2 separate regions of the Homo sapiens genome follow, and region 2 is linked to region 1. A link is an interaction called in ENCODE POLR2A ChIA-PET data of the cell type or tissue named here. Cell type or tissue: PC-3. All regions are shown on one strand.

Evidence for each region. Peaks named below come from ENCODE experiments on the same cell type or tissue, not always from the same donor. Only the 100,000 strongest peaks of a DNase experiment are listed, where the experiment ranks them.
Region 2: POLR2A ChIA-PET joins it to region 1 with 18 read pairs; 2 of 35 experiments call an interaction of 5 or more read pairs at or near these places.

The regions. Positions count from the first base shown.
Region 1 is chr21:26,221,658-26,224,157 of GRCh38, forward strand. No RefSeq gene overlaps it. Among named protein-coding and RNA genes, the nearest start is that of APP-DT, 52 kb to the left of the region's middle. In PC-3, no CTCF peak of the experiment used is centred here; no DNase peak of the experiment used is centred here.
Region 2 is chr21:25,900,229-25,902,728 of GRCh38, forward strand. All of the region lies in intron 15 of APP (amyloid beta precursor protein), which reads right to left. Among named protein-coding and RNA genes, the nearest start is that of GABPA, 170 kb to the left of the region's middle. In PC-3, no CTCF peak of the experiment used is centred here; a DNase peak (open chromatin) is centred at 1,493; H3K27ac peaks cover 1,436 bases.

The DNA of each region.
Region 1 (2,500 bases):
ATATTATTTACGTGACATGAGGGAAAGATGTCTGCCACCCGGGCACACGAGGTCCATTTGGCTTGGAACACAAGGAGAGACAGAGATGAGGCTGCAAATTAACCACTTGATATCTGTCCTTCTGCAGATCAACAGCCAGGGTCACTGGGTGTCTAGCTATCCTCCTACTCAACTGCACTGAAATTTCTCCCAAATCTCCAAAACATGTTTAGTAATTCTGCCAGTTATATTTATCAAGAGCTTAAACAATCAGATTGTTAATAGCCTTTTCTTAAAAAGTGTTAGAATTTTAGTTGTTAGTGAATGATTCTTAAAAGGCTGTTCTGTCTTTGGGTTAGGGCCAATTGTTCATTTACTGAAAGATATACACGGAAAAGAAAAGGATCTGATTCTGCATTGCCACTACTTAAGCGCTGTGAAATGCTTGAGCTTTTGTCAGGTGTCTGTAGCCTCATTTCATCTTCACTGTAGACTTGTGGAAATGCATTATTATGACGCCAATTGTACAGATGCAGAAGTAAAGGCTGAGAGAAATGTAGAGGTTCACTGCATTGACATAGTGAGGAATTGATTGCAGTGGTTGGCTGTCAGGGAACAGTCAATGTCCCTAGCTAGGACAATTTTAATACTACCATTGTGTCAGTTTTGGGCCCCAGTTATGCATTCTCTTTTGGAAGACATACAACCTGGACATACTTATGTGAACCCCGAAAATCTGAGGCAGGTCTCAGTTAGTTTAGAAAGTTTATTTGCCAAGGTTGAGGATGCACGCCCATGATGCAGCCTCAGGAGGTCCTGAAGACATGTGCCCGAGGTGATCAGAGCACAGCTTGGTTTTATACATTTTAGGGAGACATGAGACATCAATCATCATATGTAAAATGAACATTGGTTTAGTCTGGAAAGGAGGGACAAATCGAAGCAGGGAGTGGGCTTCCAGGTCGTAGATAAGAGACAAATGGTTGCATTTCAAGTTTGTGATTAGCCTCTCCAAAGGAGGCCATCAGATATGCGTTTATCTCAGTGAGCACAGGGGTGACTTTGAACAGAATGGGAGGCAGGTTTGCCTTTAGCAGTTCCCAGCTTGACTTTTCCCTTTAGCTTGATGATTTTGGGGGTCCAAGATATTTTCCTTTTCTTTTTTTTTTTTTTTCTGAGACAGAGTCTTGCTCTGTCGCTCAGGCTGGAGTGCAGTGGTGCAATCTCAGATCACCGCAACCTCTACCTCCCAGGTTCAAGTGATTCTTCTGCGTCAGCCTCCCATGTAGCTGGGATTCCAGGAACGTGCCACCATGCCTGACTAATTTTTGTATTTTTAGTAGAGATGGCGTTTCACCACGTTGGCCAGGCTGGTCTTGAACTCCTGACCTCAGGTGATCCACCTGCCTCGGCCTCCCAAAGTGCTGGGATTACAGGCGTGAGCCTGGCCTTTCCTTGCACACTTAACATCCCAGGATCTTACTTAATGCTGGGAATGAGGTTCTATGGAGGACTCCCGGTGTTTTTTCTCCTGCTCTCCAAAGCCAACCAAGATCTCTTCAGAAATCTTCAGCTCAGCCCAAAGGAGAAACTTCCAAGGTAAAAGAATTTTCCTAAAAGTATAAATGATATTAAGAATTCTGCCCATATGGACTGGGATTATGCTTTATTTCCTGATGGGCCTTTTTCAAAATAAATCATGTTCCTACTCTCCATCTTAGCAGATGATGAAGGCAATTGCTGCTGAAATGGAACCATGTGGTAACCCCTGCATTAAAGCAAGTGTAGGTTTATTACATACATTGGACACAGTAGGTGACAATGTAGAATTATTTATTTTAAGGGTACAAGACCATTTACCTTCCTTCCTCAATATCCTTCTTATACCTTATTATAGTGCTGCACTTTACACTGTAAGAATCATTCCTTGGAATTTGTAAGGCCCTGAATATAAAAAGCCACTGTTAAAATAGCATGCTACCTAAGAAAAGTAACCCATTAACATCCATTAAGGCTTAAGTGTTAATTATAATCATGAAGTTTGAAAGTTATGGCTAAATGATTTATTATTCAGAAGCCAAAGCCTTCTAGATTTGTTTGACTCCAAGGATAGAGTCAAAAGTTCAAACGATTCTAATAATGCAAAAATATCAAGAAATTATGGAATCTTCTCATTCCACCCTTCCTCTTTATCTTAAACTGCTACTATTTCAAAATATATGTGTTAGTCATGCCGATTACTGTGAGGTTATCAAGGGTAGTCTTCAATATAGAGCCTTTACTTTCTTTTCAGAGCTTTATGGGAGAACTGGTTGTCTTCTATGTTTTCCCTTGAGAATTTTGCTTATCTGTTGTGTCTGTCCTAAATGCTACAGTAGTTGGTCTCAGACTGAGCTGTGTTTTTGTACACTGTCATGGACAGTAGCATTTATGAAGCATTTTTTGCATACAATTCTTGTCTTTGATAGTGATTATATTTTGTATTTTAATAAATTATCCTGGGCTGGGTGTAGTGCCTCAT
Region 2 (2,500 bases), 320 kb before region 1:
CTGTTATTAAGATCTGGCAACGTGCCAAGCACGGTGGCTCACGCCTGTAATCCCAGCACTTTGGGAGGCCAAGCTGGGTGGATCACTTGAGGTCAGGAGTTTGAGACCAGCCTGGTCAACATGGTGAAACCCTGTCTCTACTAAAAATACAAAAAAAAAAAAAAAAAAAAAAAAAAAAAAATTAGCCAGGTGTGGTGGCGGGTGCCTGTAATCCCAGCTACTCCAGAAGGCTGAGGCATAAGAATCGCTTGAACCCGGCAGGTGGAGGTTGCAGTGAGCTGAGATTGTGCCACTGCACTCCAGCCTGGGTGACAGAATGAGACTCTGTCTCCAAAAATAAATAAATAAATAAAAGATCTAGCAACACAATAGGTTAGAACTATATTTCTGAGATTTTTAAGAAAACTTTCTTGAACAGTTTGAAGAGTCTTCCCTTTTAGATTTTGGAGCCAAATATTTATACTGAAAAATAAAAGTAAAGAATGAGCTCTGGCCGGGCACAGTGGCTCACACCTGTAATCCCAGCACTTTGGGAGGCCGAGGCGGGAGGATCACGAGGTCAAGAGATCAAGACCATGGTGAAACCCCGTCTCTACTAAAAATACAAAAAATTAGCCGGACGTGGTGGCAGGCACCTGTAGTCCCAGCTACTAGAGGCTTAGGCAGGAGAATGGTGTGAACCCAGGAGGCAGAGCTTGCAGTGAGCCGAGATTCGTGCCACTGCACTCCAGCCTGGGCGACAGAGTGAGACTCCATCTCAAAAAAAAAAAAAAAAAGAATGAGCTCTCGGCCAGGTGCAGTGACTCATGCCTGTAATCCCAGCCTTTGGGAGGCTGAGGCGGGCAAACAGTTTGAACTCAGGAGTTCGAGACCAGCCTAGCCAATATGGCAAAACTCTGTCTCTACTAAAAATACAAAAATGAGCCAGGTGTGGTGGCACATCCCTGTAATCCCAGCTGCATGGGAAACTTAGGTGGGAGGATAGCTTTAGCCCAGGAAATGGGGGTTGCAGTGAGCTGGTATCATGCCACTGTTCTCCAGCCTGGAAACAGAGACAAATCCTGTTTTAAAAAAAAAAAAAAAAAAAAAACAAAACCAAGAGCTCTCCACTAAAAACTTTACAAGCCCACACTACTTTTGAAATGATACTGTGAATACTTTTGGTGGTCCAAAAAAAAAAATTCATATTATCAAGTCAGCATGACAGATAAATTCATGTTTACAGCTCAATAGTTTGAGAAGCTCTTGGCAGAAGAGCTCTTGCTATAATAGTTCATGTTTGTTTAGCATGAATAGTCATCTAGGGAAGACTTTTTACATTAAGCAAATCTTACTAAAAGACAAAATCAGTAAGCTGGCACATAGGGAAATATTCATAATAAGGTGATAATGCATGTAATAAAATGTGATGAGTAGTTTCAAATAAATGGCAGGGACCTTGGTTTGCAGGCTTACTTAGAGGTCTTTCTTGAGTTGTGCTGATTTCACCCTAAGCCCTGGTGACTCCAGCTCTCTCTTCCTGTAAGTCATGATGAGTGGACAGAGCCTTTTGTTCATGTGGGGGCTAAGGGAGGTATGTCCTTCATGACACCTCTTGCATGGCTCGGGTCAAGGACCTGGTTTCCCTTTATTTGGACTGCAGAAGGGTGGTGATGAATTGTAACAGAAAGGGTAGCTTTCTACCCTATGTGAAGAGCTCGCTAATGTGTTTTTCTTTTTTATTCTGGTCAAACTGTATAATTAGTCCTTCAGAGTCTATTTTTTCTTTGGAAGTAAGCCAGGAGGAGGAGCTATAATGGCCACTATGCCCCCAAATCACCACTGTTATTACAATGGTCCCTACTTGACACTGCATGCTGGAAGCTACCATATTCTGTTTTTTTAGATATGAGAGTTAAGGAGAAGCCATTTTCCTCAGTCATGATTATAAAGCACTGGGTGGGGGAAAAACAAAAACCTTTTTTTAACTTGTTTCTGAGGACAACAGTGATTATTCAAAAACAATGCCATCACTTGAACGGCATGACAATCTTGGGAAGGCTTTCTAAGTTTGGAAAGGCTAAAGATATAATTCGGCACATTAGACTCAAGTGGGTGGTCTCTAAAATGTGAAGAAGAACCAAAGCTATGCTACAAAACACGGGGAAATTAGCCCAAATGTTTGATAAACTTACTACAAGCACAAAAACAGAACACACGCATGGCTTAATACATGTGCAGTAAATACTGCTATTCATAGACAAACCTTAACTAGAATCTTCCTCACTTCATATCTGAGCATTCTTTCTCAACTTTAGCCATCTTACTGGGCAACCCAAGCCTACGCTGTGTATGAAAGGAAGCTTGGCTTAGGCCACCCTCTCTTCTGAATAGAATTGTTCCCTTCTTCTTTGCCAATCCAGGTGCCTCAAATCTTTCATAACCTCTCTGGAAGCCCATCTCCAGTAAGTTCTCTACTTAACATGCCCCTGGGTTAGTACTCCATCTCCTCCCATCACAG